2 separate regions of the Homo sapiens genome follow, and region 1 is linked to region 2. Evidence: chromatin loops called from intact Hi-C (ENCODE). Cell type or tissue: MCF 10A. All regions are shown on one strand. Region 1 holds the start of IL12A (interleukin 12A). Region 2 holds the start of LOC101928351 (a long non-coding RNA gene).

What was found. A loop is a pair of places that touch in the nucleus more often than their neighbours do. Peaks named below come from ENCODE experiments on the same cell type or tissue, not always from the same donor. Only the 100,000 strongest peaks of a DNase experiment are listed, where the experiment ranks them.
Region 1: it touches region 2 in a loop (4-fold over the local background); 16 of 110 quality-filtered maps call a loop at or near these places.

What each region holds. Positions count from the first base shown.
Region 1 is chr3:159,984,509-159,992,508 of GRCh38, reverse strand. IL12A (interleukin 12A) reads right to left here and starts at 3,674. Exons shown (of 7, transcript NM_001397992.1): 1 at 3,335-3,674; 2 at 2,197-2,342. The coding sequence starts at 3,350. It overlaps IL12A-AS1 (IL12A antisense RNA 1), which reads left to right. Exons shown (of 10, transcript NR_108088.1): 9 at 3,216-3,412. RefSeq lists enhancers at 3,414-3,463, 2,963-3,463, 3,464-3,964, 4,816-6,015 and silencers at 3,584-3,633, 3,704-3,903. In MCF 10A, a CTCF peak has its summit at 3,806 (motif pointing left); a DNase peak (open chromatin) is centred at 3,788.
Region 2 is chr3:159,825,459-159,833,458 of GRCh38, reverse strand. All of the region lies in intron 4 of IQCJ-SCHIP1 (IQCJ-SCHIP1 readthrough), which reads right to left. The region is part of intron 2 of SCHIP1 (schwannomin interacting protein 1); the gene reads right to left. It overlaps LOC101928351 (a long non-coding RNA gene), which reads left to right and starts at 5,634. Exons shown (of 4, transcript XR_007096144.1): 1 at 5,634-8,000. In MCF 10A, a CTCF peak has its summit at 4,823 (motif pointing left); DNase peaks (open chromatin) are centred at 3,668 and 4,788.

The DNA.
Region 1 (8,000 bases), 160 kb before region 2:
TGTGTTGGAAAGCACCGTTGGGTAAAATTATGAAATGTATCTTAGGAAGTAAAGGACTGTATGATTGAAGATTACGATCATTTTTCCATTCAACAGCCTAATGGGTGGCAGGCACTCCATTAGGTACTAAGAACATGACAGAGAAGAGGACCATGTATACCCTCCTGGATTGCAAGTTTAGCTGCTGAGACAGACAATTGCCCAAATGACCAGGAGGCATCAGTAGGTGAGACATGGTGAGAAGGGCATGAAGCTTCTGAGGAGGGGCAGGAAGGGAAGCAAAGCTTCCTAGAGTTGGGACACCCACATTAAGAGGAGTAAAGTGTCGACAATGGAGGAGGGAAATTTCAGACAGAGGTAACAGCATGAGCCAAGAAGCAAGGCCTGAAAATTCAGAATACGTTTGGGCACAAGTAGTAAAATCCCTTTCTGTGGTAGCTAGACCAATTCTCCACCTCCAAAGACATCCACCTCCCAATCCCTGGAACCCGGTAATGAGCTATGTGACCTGCCAAAGAGGAATGAAGGTGCAGATGACATTCAATTTGCTAATCAGCTGATCTAAGAGTAGAGAGATGATCCTGGATTATCTGGGTGAATCCAGTGTAAGCAGTGTCCTCAAAAGTAGAAGCGGGTAGAAGGTCAGTCCAGAGGGAGCAGCATGAGAAAGACTCAACCAGACATTGCTGGTATGGACAATGGAAGGGGCCACAAGTCAAGGAATGTGGGCAGCCTCTAGACCTGACAAAGCAAGGCAACAGATTCTCCCCAAGAGCCTCCAGAAAGGGCTACAGCTCTGCTGACACATTGACTTTAGCCCAGTAGGACCCATTTTGGACTTCTGATGCCCAGAGCTGTAAGATAATAAATTTGTGTCATTTAAACCCACTACATTTGTGACAGCAGCAGTAGGAAATGAATACACTATTCCCGGAGGTGTTTAAACAGACCTGGGCAACCCCACTATTCTGAGCAGGTTATAAAGAGTTAGATTTGGAGGTGTGAGTCCAGTGTTGTTCTTCAGATCTTTTCAAGAGAAGCTAGAATTTTGAAATCTTAATTGAAATGTTTGGTTTTTGAATGGCATCAAACTAAAAAATAAACATATAGCCCAAATTCTACAAACCTGTGCCCTGGATATGGCCGGTGAATCACTTGCATCTACCTCATTTGTTTTCTACTACAGCAAATTTGACAAATGATGTACAAAACATTAAATTGATTTCTATAATCTTTTGACCCTTAGGACTATATCTGGGAGTAGGGGTGTCAGCTTTTGCACAAAAAAATCTATATGAATTGGAGCACCTAAAAGTTACCCATTTTGAACCTTTCTTCGGGAAACAAAGCAGTTTTCACTTGAGCCCCCTGTCCAATTAAGATTAATTGAATTGTGAGGAGCAATGCACAGCACATTATGAAAGATTGAAAGGGGAAAGGAGCCCTTTAAGAAGGCTTGGTGGCATTGAGCTTATTTTAAGATATTCCTAAGGCAACAAGCTAGAAAATACTCAAGAAAAAATTCCTAGAGAGCAGAAAGGCAGAGGACATCTTTTAAAACATTAGCCTTTAGCCTTTGCAGCAGTAGCTACTGGAGCAGTTTTTAACGGCAATGTTTTTTACATTAAAATATGAAACCTAAAAGAACGAAGCTGTAAATAAAATTAGGTAACTCTTCCCTAGAAAATGAAGGCTGCATGTGCACTGTCATAGTCCTCCCTGAGATGTGTTGCTCCAAGAAGGAACTGTGTCACCAAGTAGAAGCTGGTGGGCAGCAGGAGGGACAAGGCTATTTCATCTTTGTACCCCTGCCCCCCAACACAGAGTATGCACCCAAGTAACTATTTCCGGGATTGATCAGTGGTGTGGTGCCAGAGAAACCATGTGGACCTGACACAATTCTATCTCTGTTGGCAGGCTACAGGAACACTGCAAATATCCACTTTACTCAGTGTAGACATAGCCAAAACCAACATCATTATAATTTATTACTACTCTTGCTTTCTCTGGAGACACAATTTCACTAGGACTCTTTAACACTTGGGCCATTTGTAAAGTTCCCTCTCCTGCTGTTGACAGCTGCTAATGAACTTCCACAATTTCTCTGCAGTTCCATCAGGTACCAGAGGGGAGGATCAGAGGCCCCTTCCTCAGGGAGGGTGCAGGTCCACAGTGGAGAGGACAGGAAAGGCTCACCTTCTGGAGCATGTTGCTGACGGCCCTCAGCAGGTTTTGGGAGTGGTGAAGGCATGGGAACATTCCTGGGTCTGGAGTGGCCACGGGGAGGTTTCTGGCCAAACTGAGGTGGTCCAGGAGGACCAGGGTAGCCACAAGGAGGAGGCCTGGAAGGAAGAGGAGCAGGTGGAGGAGCTTCAGCCTGGATGGCCTGCCTGCACCACCTTCCCTCCATTCTGGCCACCTTCACCCATCCATTCATGCTTGGCACCCACCTCCCTCAACCCATTTCCAACACTTTTCCTTCAACACCTGAGAGATGACTCGAGTTATTACAAAGCGCCACTCTATTCTAGGGCTAGAAGCCAGCTCCCTGTGAGGGTCTAGAGATGAGCTTGGACAAGGGTGTTGAACCCAACACTCACCCAGAGAAAGCCTACATGTTTTTGATCAGGGAAACCCAGACCAGGTGGTGAAGTGGCTGAGTCAGACTTGGGACCCAGTGTTTTAAAAACAGTGGAGTGAGAAAGCCTGACTTTTTTTGTTTTTTTAAGACGGAGTCTCACTCTGTGGCCCAGACTGGAGTGCAGTGGCACGATTTTGGCTCACTGCAACCTCCACCTCCGAGTTCAAGCAATTTTCCCTGCCTTAGACTCCCGAGTAGATGGGATTACAGGCACCCACCACCACACTCGGCTAATTTGTGTATTTGTTAGTAGAGACGGGGTTTCACCATGTTGGTCAGGCTGGTCTTGAACTCCTGACCTCAGGAGATCTGTCCGCCTTGGCCTCCCAAAGTGCTGGGATTACAGGCGTGAGCCATTGCACCCGGCCAAGCCTGACTTTAGAACTGGCTAGGATCTGCCTTCTGTTTGTAGCTGAGGGACCCTAGGCAGGAAAGCAGGAAATCTCCCACGCTGGGCCTCAGTTTCTCCTCTACGAAGTGGGCATAATGATAGCTCATCAGGCTGTTTCGAGATGAAAAGAGACATGCCCTATTTAGCACACGGTGAGACCCCTATTCTTATTCCTCTTTGCAGGAGACGGCTGCTGCTGTTCCAGTCTCTCCTTAGGCAGACTTGAGTTTCTACCCACTCTTCCCAAGCAGCCGCCCCTCCGCACCCGAGCGAGCCAAAGACCTGGCGGGCTGAGTACTCACTGCGCGCTGGACACATGCTGAGCCGGCACTGCAGGGACACAGGGCGAGCCGCTGGATGCAGACCTGTGGCCGCGGCAGGTGAGGGCGGTGGCTGGGAGGCTGACCCAGGGGGCCACATTTTTATAATTGTCCCGAGGCGCGGCAGGACTTTCCCGGGACTCTGGTCTCTTGCTTTCTGTCTCCTTCTGTGTCTCTCTCTACATCAGCTTCTCGGTGACACGTGCGGTGCGGCCGGCCCGCGGGGCTTGCGGCGCTTTCGGATTAACTCCCGGGGTGCCCGGCCGCAGCCGTTCCGGGACGGCCCCGCCGCCTCCAGCTCGGCCCAAAATGAAAGCGAAATGTTCGCAGTTACTGCGCGGGGTCCACAGGCGGGCGGGACACCCCGCCCACCACCCTGGGTCCCCGGCCTTAGCCGGACGCCCCGTGTCTAAGCTACCCCGCCCCGCAGCTGTGCAGCGCCCCCTGCCGACGTAGAGAGAGGAGTGCCTCCCACTTTGCATGTCCTGCGTAGGGATGGGCCCTAACCACGACCTCCAGCCTAGTACTGGAAGGGGTAGGCAAATCATTCACTCATCATCGTTCCTTTAGATGGCTCACTAGATGCCAGGCCGACGTTGCACCAGGTGCAGGACACCCAGGGAGAACAGGACCCTTGGGGCATTGCCACACTAAATCAGACTCAAGGCGTTTTGTTCACAGGTCTTTTCTGAAACCTGAAAAGGGATGAGAGCTGGCTGACTCTGCAATTATTACTCTTGTAGAGAATCCAGTTTAACGATAGGATGAATACACAGAGTCCTGGGAGGAAAGACCTAGAGAAAGAGCCCACGCTCAGCCGGAGCAACGGGGTCCAGGAGTCAGCAAAGGCTCCCGGGAGCAGGCAGGGGCCCCAACCTGAGTGTTAAAAACAAGCAGGCATTAGACCGCTTCCAGCGGGAGGGCACGCAGGGTCTAGCCAGGGGAAACAGGGATCAGAAGCGCAGTCATGAAGGGTTGAGGGAGGTGGGGGTCTAGGTGTCCTTGCAGGGTGTGAGGCTGGAGGGCTGGATGGGGCCATGCCATGAGGGCAGGGGATGCCATACTAAGGAGTGTACTTTCTGTGCTGAGAGTAGTGGGGAGTCTTCCTGGGTTTTAGGCGGGAGATGTGGCAGAATTTGCATGATGGGGGGATCCCTTCAGCCACAGCATGAAGGATGGATCCAGGGGTCAGGAGTAGAGCAGAGGGAAGAGTTGACAAGGTGTGGCCAAGTCCTTATTCAGTATGGAGAACACAGGGTGGGCAGGAGGGACTCTCAGAGGGCTTGTGGGCCAAGGCTTGGTAGCTCCTCAGGTGAGCGGGAGAGGAAGGCCCTGAGAATGGGGAATGGAGATTGTTCTAGCTTTACAGGGATTACTGTATAAGAGGACTGAGTTTGGAGGAGATGGTGAGAAGTTCCATTTTGGATGTGCTGGGTTTGAGGTTCCTGTGGGACTTTTTAGTTCAGTTGTTTTTCCCACAGGCATTAGTCACCCTAGGCGTGGGTAGTGGGGAGGATGTGTTTGATCTCTGACTTGGAGCTTCCAAAGGGCCTGACTACACCCAGGCCCTAGGACCTAATAACTGGAGCTGCCTTCTGGGTGGCTCATCTGCTCGAAGCTGATGAAGCACGGCTGTAGGGAGTTTTAGGTGTGTGTAAAATAAGAGAAATGGTTGATCTCTAAGGCCCCTTCTAATGCTGCTGTCTGAGAATTCCCCCACGGGATACAGAGTAATCCATTGTCAGAAACAATTGCGTTTAGCAGTTTGTCTAGAGCAAATGACAGGTGCAGAGCTGTGTTGTGGCCACAAGGGTTTAGTGTGGAGTTAAATGTACTTAAAGTCAGGATGAAGACAAGTGTATCACAACTGAGCTGTTTCTCCCCTGGAAGGGCCATCTCCTATACAAAAGTAATTTCTGTTGCTTAGATGAGCACAGGGCCACTGTTAAAAATGGATTATTGGCTACCAGACACAGTTTCTAATTTACATTTTTGTGAAATAGTTTCCTGAAGTGCTCCATGTCCTCTAGCTAAGATGAAATGAAAACCTTCTTCTAGGAATACATGATTTTTCTATAAGTGACAGTCTTAGCTCACAATCACTACTTCACAGTGTGTAGCATTGTCGTGGAGGTCTCGGCCAATGCTATAAGGAAAGAAAAAGAAATGAGAGCTTTAAACATTGGAAAAGAAAAGGTAAAACTGTCACTTTTTACAGTTGATATACAAAAAGAAAAAAAATTAATAGACTATTAGAACTAAGAAGAGAATTTAACAACATCATGCAATACACATATCAACTTAAAAAAAATCAGCCGATTTTCTTTGTATCTGCAACAATCCATCAGAAAATGTAATAAAAACAAGATGACATGCATAGAAGCAGCCAAACTATAAAGTAACTGACTGTAGATACAGAGGCAGTATAATGGCTAAGAGTATGGACTAAACTATGTTAATCCAGGTTCTGCTACTTACTTGCTGTGTGTTCTTAGGTGAGTTATTTATCTCTCTGGGCTCAGTTTCCTCATCTGTTAAATGATGATAATAAAAGTACCTACAGTATAGAGTTATTATGATTATTACATGAGCTTGGATAACTACAGAATAGTGTTTGGAGAAAAATTTTAAAGTTCAGTCAAGAATATAGTGTGATTTAATTAAATAATTCTATACCCTTGGGTGGAAGGTTTCTCTATATAGAAAGCTTAAGCCTCTTTTCGTTAATTCACATGCTCAATGTAATTCCAATACAAGCTACAAATAAATTTTCTCAGAAACTTAATAATAAGCCTACTCTAAAATACAGATGTAATAAAATCTATGACTAAGTTAAAAAAATTTTTTTTGAGACATGGTTTTACTGTATCACCCAGGCTGGAGTGTAGTGGTGGCACAGTCACAGCTCACTGCAGCCTTGACCTCCTGGGCTAAAGTGATCCTCCCACTTCAGCCTCCTGAGTAGCTTGGACCACAGGCAACACCATCATGTCCAGCTAATTTTTATTTTTGTATTTTGTAGAGACGGAGTCTAGTTTTGTTGCCTAGGCTGGTCTCAAACTCCTGGGCTCAAGTGATCCACCCACCTTGGCCTCCCAAAGTGCTGGGATTACAGGCGTGAGCTGCTGTTCCTGGCCTTAAGTAAAAATGCTAAGGGAATAATGAAAAGGGGGACTAACCCTATCACATATGGACATAATTTAAAGCCATAGAAATTAAAGTAGTGATCTTTGCAACAGATCAGGCATATGGACCATTGAAACAGAGTAGAGAAATTATAGATAGATTTGTATATTTGGGTATTAAGTATAAGATAATACAGATGATTCCCTGATCAATGAGGAAAACATGCAATATTTAGTAGAAAATACTCAATGGGCTGGGCATAATGGCTCACACCTGTAATCCCAGCACTTTGGGAGGTCAAGGCAGGAGAATTGCTTGAGGTCAGTAGTTCAAGGCCAGTCTGAGCAAAAACTCCCTACAAAAAATTTTTTTAAAAAGAGAAAATGTTCAGCGTATGATGAAAAATAAAACTGGACTCCAATCTAAAACAACAGAGGTGAATCCATTTGGAAGTGAATTAAAGACCAAATGTGAAAAGTAAAATTGTTACAGTAGTAGAAGAAAATATAGAGGACTGTCTTTGTCACTTATAAGTGGGAAGGACTTTTTTAAAACTTCTAAAGCTCCAAACCATAAGGCAAAATACCTATCAATTGGATTACATAAAAATGAAGATTTCTGTTTTACACATTTCCTCTATGCATGAACCAAATGAACAGACAGCTGACAGATTGAGAGAAGATATTTTTCAGTGTCTAAAACCAATATTTTCAATGTCTAAAAACAAGGAACTCTTGTAAGTCAGCAAGAAAAAGACAGAAACACTAGTAAAAAATGCGTAAAGCTCATGAATAAGCAATTTAACGAGAAGAAACCCCAAAGACTAATGAGCATACCTGGAGGCTCAGTTATATCAGAAAATGCAAATGAAAAAAAGAATGAGATATCTCTTTACACCTCTTAGACTGACAAGTTGAGAACACTGGATACTGGTAAGTGTTGGGAAAATGGGGGACTACAGGATCTATTATATCACACCATGCCAGTAGGCTGACATGGCTGTTTTGAAGGGTATTCTGGCATTCCTTGACCAGATTAAGTATATTCACACCCATGACCCAGCTGTTAACCCTGGGTGTATATCCTATGGAGATTCTCATACAGGTCCACAAAGGAACATGTATGAGGATGTTCATTAAGTCATTGTTTGTAGTGATGGGGAACTGGAGGCAATGTAGCTGCTCATTACTGGGGGAGTGGGTGAGTGGAATGTAGGGATCCACTTCATGGAGTATTCTACGGCAGTTAGAAGTAATAGACTAGATGTACATGCAGTAACATGGATATGTATTAAAAATATAATACTGAGTAAAAACAGGAAAACAGAGTAAGATCTCTCTCTATAATGTATAAGTAGACAATTAAAACCCTTTGGGGCTGGGCACAGTGGCTCATGCCTGTAATCCAAGCACTTTGGGAAGCCAAGGAAAGTGGATTGCTTGAACCCAGGAGTTTGAGACCAGCCTGGGCAACATAGGGATTCCCCATCTCCACAAAAAATACAAAAATTAGTCAGGCATGG
Region 2 (8,000 bases):
GTAATAATCACAAGGGTCTTATAAAGTAAAAGTCGGGGAGGCATAAGAGAAAGAACCAGAGACGGCAGTATGAGAAAGGCTTGGTCCAATGTTGTTGTTGGCTTTGAAGATGGAAGAAGAGGCCACAAGCCAAGGAAGGTGGGCTGTCCCTAGAAGATGGAAAAGGCAAGGAAACTGATATTTCTCTAGAGCCTCCAGAAAGAATGCAGCTCAGTGGACACCTTGATTTTAGTCCAGTGAGACCCATTTAGGACTTCCAACTTTTGATATTATAATACCAATAAATTTGTGTTGATTTAAGCCACTAAATTTGGAAGACTTTGTTATAGCAGAAATAGAAAACTAACTCAGTAGTCCCTCCTTATCCATGTGGTATACATTCCAAGACCCCTAGCGGATGCCTGAAACTGAAGATAGTACTGAACCTTATACATACCATGTTTTTCCCATACGTACATATCTGTGATAAAGTTTAATTTATAACTTAGGCACAGTAAGAGATTAACAACAATAACAGGTAATAAAATAGAACAATTATAACAATATACTGTAGTAACAGTCATGTGAATGTGGTCTCTCTCTCAAAATAGCTTAATATTTTCACACCACAGTTGACCGATGGTAACTGAAACTAAGGAAAATGAGACTGCAGATAAGGGTAGGAAGCCCACATTTAGAGAGCAAGGGGATGCAAAGGAGACATAGTCAACAAAGTGAGAAGAGAATGAAAACTAACACAGTGAGAAGTGACAAGAAGAGAGGGAACGCTGACAGAGCCTAGTTTCTTCAAATACTGCAGGGACGCGGAGGAGAAAAACAACCAGAAGCCATTAATTTGGACTATTAGGAAGTCACGAGTTATGCCAAGGGAATAATTTCAGTAGTCGTGTGTTAGGGGTGGAAGCTGGGTGGTTGTGGCTAAGAAGTTGAGGGTCTGAGTTGAGAGTTTGTGAACAAGCTTGTTAATAAATCAGAGCATTAGGCTGGTAGCTTGGAGAGGTTGCCAATGTAGCTGATGTTTAAGATGTGGGAGACCCAAATGTCTAGGTGGGCAGCAGGAAAGGAGCCAGCAAAGGGAGAAACTGATGATGGTGAATAGAAAATAAGGGCCAGGTGCTAGAAGAACTGGGTCAGGAGTGTCTGGCAGGCATTCATTCAGTCTTGGGACTGAAGATATGGTGAGTAAAGTTACAAATTAATGTCGAGTAAAGAGGAAGTTGTGGTGGCGATAGGGGAAGATACAGGAGCACAGATGGCTGGGTGGCCTTGATCTGGTCCCTAAAGCTGCTTGGTTGGAGCTGCTGCAGGTTAAAACCCCTAGGGCAAGGATGTGGAATCAGAGGCTGCACCAGTAAGAAATCTCTTTCCAAGAGATTTTGTAGGGGCTTTGTTGTATTATTTGACAACAGTCAATTCTGCTACAGATGAACAAGAAAAAGAAGATGGATGAAACTCATAAACGTGTGTTAAGTATAGATAATGACTATGTAGTAGCTTATAAGACACAGGTGAAATGTATGTGTTACATTTAGATAATGAGTAAGTAAACAGACATACAATCATTCCCCCTTATCTATGGTTTCGCTTTTCAAGGTTTTAGTTACCTGTAGTCAACCATGGTTTGAAACTATTAAATGGAAAATTCCAGAAATAAACAATTCATAAGTTTTAAATTCTGTGCCATTCTTCTGATGAACCCTCGTGCCATCCTACCCAGGATGTGAATCCTCTCTTTGTCCAGCATATCCACACTGTGGACACTCTACACCCAGGAGTCACTAAGTAGCTGGCTCAGTATCAGTTTGACTGTCTTGGTATCATAATGCTTGTATTCAAGTAACCCTTACTTTACTTAATAACGACCTCAAAATGCAAGAGCCATGATGCTGGCATATTGTTATAATTATTCTATTTTATGATTAGTTATTGTGAATCTCTTACTGTACCTAATTTATAAATTAAACTTTATAATAGGTATGTATAGGAAAAAACCATAATATATTGGGTTTGGGACTATCCACGGTTTCAGGCATCCTCCGAGGGTCCTGGAAAGTATCCCTGGCAGGCCAAGGGGGAGACTACTGTAGTCAGAATTCATGAGATGTGTTAAATATCAATAAGTAAGTTAGTAGCAGATTTGTTAAGCCTAGATCAAGTGTGTAGGTGCCAAGCATAGAAAGGGATGAAAAGACTAAAGAACCGCCTAATATTCATGACACACTAAATCATCTGAGCCACATGAGGCCCTCATTCATTAGATTTTATGTTGATTTCCCATTGATGACACCCATTCTGGTCCAATGTGTCCTCTGCCCAAGAAATGTAAATGCAATCCCCAGCTTCTCATCAGGCTAAGAGGCAAGCTACAGAGGAAGCCAGAGGGAATTGGCTCTGTCTCTTACAAAGCAAGTTGTGTGTCACTGGCAGATACCTTGTGTCTAAGTGGAACAGGAATCCTTTCTCAAACCTCAACTGTGGTTCATAACCATATCCTCAACAGGAAAGGCTGTTGTGGCAGAGAGGCTGGACATATAAATATTGTGTAACTCAAGGTCCTGCCATACTCCTGTGCCATATCCTAAGTAGTCAGCTCATCCCATCTCTTTCCCTTGCTTCTTGCCTTGCATTTTAAATAGAGGTAAAGAACTGTGTGATCTGAACATCTTAATTTGGCCTGTGACTTCTGGGATAGAATGTCTGGTAGTGTACTTGCAGGCTACTATTGCGTCAAGGTCATTTCCCACACTATAGATGTGGAACAGAGCCCCAGAAGAGGACAGCTGGTGTCAGGATACTTCTCCACTTCCAACAATACTCTGAGGCCCAAAAATAGAAAGTAAGGGAAGAATAAAAATGAGACAGGTTATAATTTTTTAGCCTTATAATTATAAATAAGAAATTTACCTGAGAGTCTTATAACCTATGTAAATTAATTTACTCAGAAGTTTGGACTATTCTGACCTTGGTTATGCTTATGTTTATTATTTCACATTATATGAAAAAAATAGTTTCCTGAGAAAATTATTAGTGTGAATCACTAATTGGTTGTCACTTTTTCTTCTATTTTCTTAAATACTAGAATTTGCTTTTAAAATGAAAATCAATATGAAAACCAACATGCAAAACAATCAAATGTTTCTATCAGGATAAAATTATTCTGAGTTCAAATCTATATTCATGTGTCTCTCAATGAGAACATGATGCTGTTTGTGATACAAAAAAAGAGAAAGCAGAATTTATAGATGTCAGTTATAATCTTATTCCAGATATAGCTTTACATAGAACTAAATGTAAAGCTACATCTGGAATAAGATTTTGTTTGGTTGTGCCACATCGAAAGAATCCTGTTTCACACAAGTAAGTAGTTGTAAATGGTAATGGTTCTTTTAATGGATTATGTTGCAATCTCTGCGTATTCTTCATTAAACATGTCCAGAATCTTAAAAGCAAAGTAGCAAGAAACTTATTCAAAATTGGTTTACTAACAATATATAGCAATTACTCATATTTCTGATTATAAACAAGATAAGACAGAGTACCCAAACTTACAATAGGTCATTAATCTATAACAGTACCTTCTCATTTGATATATTGGGTGTTTGCTTGTCATTGCACAACCGACTGTTAGGCTTGATGAGAGACTGTGCCAAACAGATGTGCCTGATCCTAACCTGGCACTGAACCAAGCTGGGCCTCTGGGCAACTTGCGTAATTTTATTGCTTGGGCATGCACAGGCATGAATTTTTTAGAAAGGCCAGTACAGAGCTACCACCTTCATGGTCAATGACACATATTTATAAGTTCGTTGATTTTGAGGACTGTGAAAGACTACTTCACCTGGCAGGATAAATTAAATATGCTGACGTCGAAAAATTGGGTTGAGAGAAATACTTTGCACAGATTATGAGGGAATTAAATCATTACAGTTTGGGCTGAAACGTTATATTCTTCTTACCACAGCTTTACAGGACTTTTCTCCAAAGTCCCATAGACTATCTCATTTGTAGTTGTATTCTGAATTATTTTCACATTTCACAACTCTTTAATTTCCAGTTTGATTTTTTTTGGGGGGCTTGGGGATGAGATGTTTAGCCGCTCATATAATAGGTACAAATTAATCTCTAAAAATATCTCCAGCAACCCTGGGTTTCTACAGACACAGTTTGAAATGTAATACATTAGGCAATGCTATAGCAGGCAGCCTCCCTTTGCCTCTAGAATAATGAGATGGTTTTATATTTCAATAGAATCTGCCAGAGTACTTGTTTATTGGACACAATCCTATTATTTTTCCCATAGTATTTTATGCCCAACAGTAACTGAAATTCACATGCTGTAGAAAAACAGCAACTGACGGATAGGTAAATCTGGGTGAAGTCTACATCGTTTCGTCCCCAATTTATGTCAACATTTAAAGACCATCTCTTTTACTCTCTGTTTTCCAGCATTTGGAGTCAGAGAACGCAGTGGCAGAAAAAGTGAAAAGTAGTATAAATTTGCCAGGGCTAAGGCAAGACTTTCCAAATAAAAATAAGTTGGGTTGTCATGTCAAGAAGGGCTAAGCTCAAACTAACACAAAGTTTGTGTGCATGCGTGTATGTGTGTAGGGGAATAAGGGTCATGCTTCCCCTTTATCATTCCAGGTATCTTAGCAGCACAGATAGCCTTGCCTACCAATACAAATGCATTTTGCTAAAGCAGTACATGGAATCTCTGACAATAAAAAAGCTTTTCAATGCTCCGAGGCGATAGTGGCTGATTAAAACCAGGTTAATAGAGTACTGGGGAAGAGAACAGACCGTGATGTTGAAGAAAGGTGCCCTCTAGTGGACTATTGTGTTTTTTAATCTGTTTGGGATAGTATTATGAAAAAAAAATGTCAAAAGTACGATACATTTTCTCATTAACATTTCAATAATACCTTTAATAACTGTAATATAAATACATAAATCTTCAGCTACATTGGTATGTATGTGTATGTGTGTGTATATATACATATATATACGTATATATATACGTATATATACGTATATATATACGTATATATACGTATATATATACGTATATATGTATATATATATGTATATATATATATAAAGGTTACACTAATGCTAATTCATCCAAAGTTGCAATCTAGGCCATCTTTGATGGTTCTAGAGTTGATAAAATTTTGGATCAAATCAAAGACCTGGTTCTGGACTTGACTGCACTTCTTATTAGGTGTGTTTCCTTGGGCTACTGCTTCATAGCTGTCAGCCTCTATTTCCTAATCTACAATATGAATTGAGTTATAAACTGCCCCTGCCGCCCACTTTCAGGCTGTCAGATGGCTGTCTTTTTATATCAATTTCATTTTATATCATGAGTTTTCCACATCAGCAATACAATATAACAATAATATATTATATATAGCATTGGGTGAGTCAACAAAAAAAAATTAGATTTCAATTGAAGGTCTTCCTTATAGAAATTTAATGAGAGTAAAGGTGATGAGTTTGTTTTTTCTTTTTACATTGATCATGGACATTTCAAAAACTAAACACACTAGATCATGAGTTCATTATGAAAATTGAATTTACTATGAAAATCAGAGTTACTATTTAAAAAAATATTTCCAGCGTTTCTATTTTCTTTTTTTTTTTTTTTGAGACGGAGTCTCGCTCTGTCGCCCAAGCCGGACTGCGGACTGCAGTGGCGCAATCTCGGCTCACTGCAAGCTCCGCTTCCCGGGTTCACGCCATTCTCCTGCCTCAGCCTCCCGAGTAGCTGGGACTACAGGCGCCCGCCACCGTGCCCGGCTAATTTTTTGTATTTTTAGTAGAGACGGGGTTTCACTTTGTTAGCCAGGATGGTCTCGATCTCCTGACCTCATGATCCACCCGCCTCGGCCTCCCAAAGTGCTGGGATTACAGGCTTCTATTTTCAAAAAAATTATTTTGTAGGATAACGTAAAATAGTAATGAAAAGAATTTACATAGCATACCTTTTCTGAAAATGTGTTTTCCTGGTATGTCACTGAACACAGGACAGAAACATAAAATTTATGACTAAACTGTTAACATCATCTCTAAGGAGCTATTAAATTTGTCAAGGGTCCCTAAATCTTTTTTCTTTTTTAAATACAGAGGTAGTGCTGAAATGCTATTGCTATTAGTTATAATGAAATTTCGTACTAAAGAGTTTCCTTAGGTCTGTTCTCTGACCAGCTTTTCTAGGGCGAGTTAAGCAGCGACATGGACTGTTCGTACATCCTTTCTCATTTTCATTCTCTCAGAAGAAATATTCAAATTATTTTAGTCATCTGAATAGTAGAAGAAACACTATTCTAAAAAGTTTTCTGAAGTAAAAGAAAAATGTCACAAAAACATTTGAGTTACTTAACTTGCTTTGTCCTAAAGCTATTGAATTAAGAAAGTTTCTCATCTTTTAGAAGTAAATTATTTCAGAATTATAAAGGTACTGATCAGGAAATTATGCTACTCCCAACACATGACACCAGGTAAACTCATTCTCAATGAGAAGGGTTAAACCATCAGTCACAGAAGATTCATACGCAGTAAAATCAATCTGCACATTAATCCCAACTCTTCTAAAACCCTCCAATTTAAACCAGTTTTCCCTGGTGAATAGCAAAGAGAGTCTCTTTCAGACACATAAGTTGGGCCCACAAAGTGTTCACTTGTTGAAAGTGCTGGGGCTTTTTTATTATTTACTAAGAAGGTCAAGATAGAAATGAGCAGTCCTTCTGAGTTTCAGCATCTTAGATAAACCTACCTACCTCATTCCAACATCTCTCTTCTCCCCTTATCTGAGATGATGCTAAGGGACTTTAGGGTTGGTTTGTTTTCACTCTTGACTTTCAATCAAATTTTTAAAATCTAGGAAAATGAACACCATCTACCATGCCCAAATATCCACACTTGCTTTCTTCTCATGGCCTCTGATTTCCAGCGTTAACTGTGAGGAAGAGCAACTGGCTGAAGAAGTACAAATTTGCATGGCAGATGTCAGTGGAAACTTGTACTGATGGTTTAAGCTACTTGGGCTATGTTTTGAGGTTTTTAAAATCAAATTTATTTTCCAAAGGACAGACGGGATTTCTGCAGCAGAACTGTCACTACAACTGAAGCCATCAGAACTTTGACCCTAATTTCAGATGGCACAAATTTAGCCCCACTCACTCACCCGGCTGCCCCTGATTCGATCATTTTGATGGTTTCATGCTCCTTGATTTAGTTCCCAAAGTGATACAAAAAATTAAGGGCTTGCCCTCCATTAAACCTTACCCTTTGTGAATTAAAAATACTTCTAAAAACATAATCAGATTTTGTCACATCTTGGTTTCAAACTCCTCGGTTTTCCACAACATTTAGGATAAAATCCTAAATCTCTAATGCTGTTATCCAGCATTATGTTATTGGCCCTGATCTACCCTCCTGACTTCTTTGCACCTCTCAAAATCTTGCTCACACAGCTCTAGGCACACTGGTGGCCTTTGAGTTTTCTGGAAAAGCCAAGCTCGTGCCTGCAACTGTCTCAGGGCCCTCACACAAGCTGTTTCTCAACCTGTAAGCCCTCTGCCTTCACCTGAGTCACCTCTCTTGCTTAAAGTTGGAGGTTTTTCCTTAGCCCCCTGTCTAAATAAGGTCCTGCTTTAAATTCACTTAGCATACTGTTTTTTTTTCCCTCTAATTTGTGGGATTTGTAACGTTGATTTGCTCCACTAGATTGTATGCTCCGTGAGAGAGCAAGGGCCATATGTATCACGTCAACCATTGCCCATCTAGCATCTGGCACAGTGCCAGGCATATAGTAGGTGTCCAAAAAATATTGGAATGAATGAAATTCTCGAGAAGTTCTCTCACTTTAGGGCCTTGGGATCGAGGGCAGGAGTGTGCCTGTGACCAGCTGTCATTAGTTCTATTGACTACCTGTGGGAAAGCTGGTCAAGTGGCCACTTGCTCACCTCAAGACAATGAATGAAGCTTTCCTGGATGCT